Regions from separate parts of the Homo sapiens genome. Here region 2 is linked to region 1. A link is a loop called in an ENCODE intact Hi-C map of the cell type or tissue named here. Cell type or tissue: Caco-2. All regions are shown on one strand. Links, peaks and the distances in the headings refer to the core of each region. The heading gives the core; the rest is flanking DNA. Region 1 has its middle 16 kb from the start of DAG1. Region 2 overlaps DAG1 (dystroglycan 1).

Evidence for each region. Peaks named below come from ENCODE experiments on the same cell type or tissue, not always from the same donor. Only the 100,000 strongest peaks of a DNase experiment are listed, where the experiment ranks them.
Region 2: it touches region 1 in a loop (10-fold over the local background); 7 of 110 quality-filtered maps call a loop at or near these places.

The regions. Positions count from the first base shown.
Region 1 is chr3:49,453,086-49,455,987 of GRCh38, forward strand. No RefSeq gene overlaps it. Among named protein-coding and RNA genes, the nearest start is that of DAG1, 16 kb to the right of the region's middle. In Caco-2, for the core only: a CTCF peak has its summit at 1,556 (motif pointing right); a DNase peak (open chromatin) is centred at 1,606.
Region 2 is chr3:49,533,756-49,536,657 of GRCh38, forward strand. It overlaps DAG1 (dystroglycan 1), which reads left to right. Exons shown (of 3, transcript NM_004393.6): 3 at 1-1,860. Among named protein-coding and RNA genes, the nearest start is that of BSN-DT, 19 kb to the right of the region's middle. RefSeq lists an enhancer at 983-1,981. In Caco-2, for the core only: no CTCF peak of the experiment used is centred there; a DNase peak (open chromatin) is centred at 1,599.

The sequences.
Region 1 (2,902 bases), core at 267-2,766:
TTTCTTTCTTTCTTTCTTTTCTTTTTTTTTTTTTTTTTAGAAACAGGGTTGGCCGGGCACAGTGGCTCACGGCTGTAATCCCAGTACTTTGGGAGGCCAAGGCGGGTGGGTCACCTGAGTTCAGGAGTTCAAGACCATCCTGGCCAACATGGCGAAACTCCGTTTCTATTAAAAATACAAAAATTAAGCAGGCGTGGTTTGGGAGGGATGGCGCCTGTAATCCCAGCTACTGGGGAGGCTGAGGCAGGAGAATTGCTTGAAGCTGGGACCCAGAGGTTGCAGTGAGCCCATTGCACTCCAGCCTGGGTGACAAGAGCAAGACTCCGTCTCAAAAAAACAAAAAAGAAAGAGCGGTGGCTCACGCCTGTAATCCCAGCACTTTGGGAGGCTGAGGCGGGTGGATCACAAGGTCAGGAGTTCAAGATCAGCCTGGCTAAGATGGTGAAACCCTGTCTCCACTAAAAATACAAAAAAATTAGCCTGGCGCAGTGACAGGAGCCTGTAATCCCAGCTACTCGGGAGGCTGAAGCAGGAGAATTGCTTGAACCTGCGGAGGCGGAGGTTGCAGTGAGCCAAGATCACACCAGTGCACTCCAGCCTGGGTGACAGAATAAGACTCCATAAAAAAGAAAGAAAGAAAGAAAGAAAAGGAAGGAAGGAAGGAAAGAAGGAAGGAAGGAAGGAAGGAAAGAAAGAAAGAGAGAGAGAGAGGGAGAAAGAAAGAAAGGAAAGAAAGAGAGAGAGAGAGGGAGAAAGAAAGTAAGAAAGAAAGAAAGACAGACAGACAGAGACAGACAGGGTCTTGGCCAGGCAAGGTGGCTCATGCATGAAATCCCAACATTTTGGGAGGCCAGGGCGGGCAGATCACCTGAGCTCAGGAGTTAGAAACCAGCTTGGGCAACATAGCAAAACCCTATCTCGACAAAAATTACAAAAATTAGCAAGGGGTGTTTCGGAGTCTACTCTGGCTCAGGAGGCTGCCTGTAAAAAAACAAAACAAACAAACAAAAAAATTAGCCAAGCGTGGTGGCATGTGCCTATAGTTCTAGCTGCTTGGGAGGGTAAGGTGGGAGGATTGCATAAGCCTGGGAGGTTGAGGCTACCGTGAGCTGTGATTGAGCCATTGCACTCCAGCCTAGGTGACAGAGTGAGACTCTGTCTCAAAAATAAATAAATACATAAATAAGAAACTCGGTCTCTGTCACCCAGACTTGAGTGCAATGGCATGTTCACAGCTCACAGCAGACTCGACCTCTTGGGCTCAAAGGATCCTCTCAGCTCAGCCTCTTGAGTAGCTGGGACTACAGATGCATGCCACCATGTCTGGCTAATTTTTTTTTCTTTTCTTTTTTTTTTTTGTTTTATAGATAAGGTCTTGCTATGTTGCCCTGGCTGGTCTGAACTCCTGGCTTCAAGCAAAGCAATTCTCCCACCTAGATCTCCCCAAGCGCTGGAATTACTGGCGCAAGGCACCATACCCAGCCAGAAGCTGCCATTTCTTTTCCACTGTCTCTTGTAGGATGATTTGAAGTAGCTCTAAGCAGGTGGCAGAGCAGGTGAGTCTCTCAAGGCTTTCCTAGCCCAACCCCTCAGGCTCTAGAGGGCAGTGCAAGTCAAGGTGGCCAAGGGTGGGCCCAGGGCTCACAGCCAGTTGAGACAGAACCACACTGGAATTTCTCTGACCTTAAGCACATTGCAGGGGCTCCTAGTACTGCAGAACTTTCAGGGACTCTTTTAAATTGCAGCAATATGGTGTGTGTAGAGGGTGTGTTTCTGGAAAAATTGTCTATAGCTTTTTCAGATAATGGAGATAAGGAAGGTTGGAGACCCTACCATAAGTTATGAAATCCATGGTATCCCCTTCCCTGGCTTGGTCTCGAGACAGGCTCCACACTGCCTTCCTAAATGTAGTCTGGCAGCCCATGATCTCCCTGGGGCATGCCATGGAGTACTCAGCTGCCCCCATCCAGGACTCTTTGTGTCCAATTAGGGGGGATGGCAGGAAACAAGATTTTCTCCGGTCCTTGGGGACTGCTGGGAGAGCCAGCAGCTTGGAACAGCTTCCTGCAGCTGCTGGGAACAGGGAGCCAAAGAATGCCTGTGCTTCCCTGGATTTCCTGGGACCCATGTCCTGCTGCTGAAGTCACTGGGCCCCACCAGGTCCCACCACGTCCCACCATGGGCCTCATTATGGGCACCTTTTATTTCATTATGAAAGGAATCAGGAATGAGATGACCTTTGTGTGGGGCAATGCAAGGCCCAGCAGGAGGCTGCCCAGATGGCTCTCTTGTCAGTTCCCCTATCTTTTTCCCTGTGCTCCCCCTGCTTGACCCATACTCCAGATCATTCTGCTCAGAGTCAGGCAAGTTCCAGCAAAGTCTAGGATGCCTGGTCAAGGCCTGCTGGGACAATCACCTCTGCACCATTCTTGTCCATCTGACCAGGCTTGGACATGTCCTGCTACTGCTGAACTCTTCCTGGGAGTTCACCAAGCCAGTAGGAAATTCAGCTGCTCCCCTCTCCAAAGACTCCACTACAGTGATCCCTCCTCCATGTGGCCTTCTCAGACCAGGCCCTCACACCTCCTTGTTTCCTGGGTGCAGCTTTTGCTACCCAAGAGCAGAAACACATGCTTCTCAGCTGCCCTGCCTATGACTTCTATTTCTCAGCTTTTTGCCTTCTTGAATGTCTAGGAATGGAGTAGGTGCTCAATAAAGGGCTTTATGATTTGATTTGGCTACTTCCCTGCCCTCCTCCCAATTCCTTACCCTGAGTACAAATAACGACTGAAGTGGGCTTAGACTAAACCCCAGAACTGCAGAAGACCCTATAATCAGGCCACCCTGAGAATATCTTTGTTCATCCAATGGGCCCTAGGCCTTTTTGCTGCTTTTTTTTTTT
Region 2 (2,902 bases), core at 103-2,602, 81 kb after region 1:
TTGCTAAAAATAAGCTCCCAGGGTGTTTCAAACTTAGAGAAGACCAAGGGACAGTATTTTTTATCAAAGGAATACTATTTTTTCACACTACGTCAACTTGGTTGCTCTGATACCCCAGAGCCTGATTGGGGGCCTCCCGGCCCTGGCTCACGCCAAGTCCCTGGTGCTGGGTTTGCTCTCCCGCTGTTGCCAGGGGCTGGAAGCTGGAGGGGTCTCTTGGGCCATGGACATCCCCACTTCCAGCCCATGTACACTAGTGGCCCACGACCAAGGGGTCTTCATTTCCATGAAAAAGGGACTCCAAGAGGCAGTGGTGGCTGTGGCCCCCAACTTTGGTGCTCCAGGGTGGGCCAGCTGCTTGTGGGGGCACCTGGGAGGTCAAAGGTCTCCACCACATCAACCTATTTTGTTTTACCCTTTTTCTGTGCATTGTTTTTTTTTTTCCTCCTAAAAGGAATATCACGGTTTTTTGAAACACTCAGTGGGGGACATTTTGGTGAAGATGCAATATTTTTATGTCATGTGATGCTCTTTCCTCACTTGACCTTGGCCGCTTTGTCCTAACAGTCCACAGTCCTGCCCCGACCCACCCCATCCCTTTTCTCTGGCACTCCAGTCCCAGGCCTTGGGCCTGAACTACTGGAAAAGGTCTGGCGGCTGGGGAGGAGTGCCAGCAATAGTTCATAATAAAAATCTGTTAGCTCTCAAAGCTAATTTTTTACTAAAGTTTTTATACAGCCTCAAATTGTTTTATTAAAAAAAAGATTTAAAATGGTGATGCTTACAGCAGTTTGTACGAGCTCTTAAGTGTTGATTCCATGGAACTGACGGCTTTGCTTGTTTTGATTCTTTTCCCCCTACTTTTCCTAATGGTTTAAATTCTGGAATTACACTGGGGTTCTTTTGCCTTTTTTAGCAGAACATCCGTCCGTCCATCTGCATCTCTGTCCCATGACTCAGGGGCGCCCACTCTGCTTCGATTCTCCTCCTGTGGAAGAAACCATTTTGAGCATGACTTTTCTTGATGTCTGAAGCGTTATTTTGGGTACTTTTTAGGGAGGAATGCCTTTCGCAATAATGTATCCATTCCCTGATTGAGGGTGGGTGGGTGGACCCAGGCTCCCTTTGCACACAGAGCAGCTACTTCTAAGCCATATCGACTGTTTTGCAGAGGATTTGTGTGTGCTGCCTCAGGAGGGGAGGGCTGGTAGGAGGGGGGGAGAGGTCTCTGTCCTACTGCTCTCCAGAGGGCATTTCCCCTTGCGCCTTCTCCCACAGGGCCCAGCCCCTCTCCCCTGCCCCAGTCCCCAGGGGGTACTCTGGAGTGAGCAGTGCCCCTGTGGGGGAGCCTGTAAATGCGGGCTCAGTGGACCACTGGTGACTGGGCTCATGCCTCCAAGTCAGAGTTTCCCTGGTGCCCCAGAGACAGGAGCACAAGTGGGATCTGACCTGGTGAGATTATTTCTGATGACCTCATCAAAAAATAAACAATTCCCAATGTTCCAGGTGAGGGCTTTGAAAGGCCTTCCAAACAGCTCCGTCGCCCCTAGCAACTCCACCATTGGGCACTGCCATGCAGAGACGTGGCTGGCCCAGAATGGCCTGTTGCCATAGCAACTGGAGGCGATGGGGCAGTGAACAGAATAACAACAGCAACAATGCCTTTGCAGGCAGCCTGCTCCCCTGAGCGCTGGGCTGGTGATGGTCGTTGGACTCTGTGAGATGGAGAGCCAATCTCACATTCAAGTGTTCACCAACCACTGATGTGTTTTTATTTCCTTCTATATGATTTTAAGATGTGTTTTCTGCATTCTGTAAAGAAACATATCAAACTAAATAAAAGCAGTGTCTTTATTACAACGCCGTTGCATCTGGGCATCTGTTTCCCTGGCATCTGGAGAGGTTCCTGGACATGAGGGGTTGGGGGCTCATGTGACGGGGAAGAGGAGACTCAGCCAGGTCCACTTGGGGTTGGCCCAGTGGCCTCCATGTAAGCCTTACCATTTCTGTGCTGGGAGGGCTGGGTGTGCACTCCAGAAACTCTGCCAACATGTAATGCCCCCTTCACCCCTCTTCTGCCTGTGAATCAGCTAAGACAAGTCTCCTACATCCTCAGTTCCTCCTCTGTAAGGGGTGGGGGATAGCAGAGAAACCAGTGAGACTGGCTGGGAAGGAGGATGGTGGGAAAGTGTCACGGGTTTTCTGCCCCAGAGTGTGTCAGCCCCTGTACCTCCTGGGTAGGGTTCCTTCAGGCCAGGTCTCTGTGAAGATGGGGACCTAGGGATACCTCTGGCTGCAGCTCTACCCCACCTCCTGCCTGCATTATCTTGTGGGCTTGGGACTGGCTAGTCTCCCAGGTAGTCTCAAGGCAGGTTTGTGTTGGCCTTGGGGTGGGAACAATGGTTTCTGGCCAGGCTGCTCTGCCTTGGTTGGCCTGTAGGTTCTGGGGGTTGGGGGGTGACCTTCAGTCCCTGGCTTGGGATGGACAGTCCAGCTGGGTAGGCTGATCATGACTCAGTGCCCAGGAAGGGGCAGATGGGTTGTCCTAGGACACTGCTCGGAGTGTGGGCGGCAGGAGATGCAGCAGCTGTGTTTCAAGGGGCAAAGGGGCAGAATCGAGTGATTGGTCACAGAACAACTGGTGCCTCTTCTGGGCTCAACTCTGCCATCCCTGGCTCCTTACCATGACCCCTGCTCCTCTGCTCAAAGACCCACAGAGGCTGGTCCGATATTGCAGATAAGAGCTGATTCCCAGGGTGGGGGGGTTGTTGAAGGTCCAACAACTACTTGGAGTTAGGACCTGAATGTGCACCATGCTAAGTGCCAGGAAAGGCTGTCCCCAGCACACACTTCACTCCCTAGGCCTAGCAGCAGGGGCCCAGGAAATGACCCCGTCGTTATT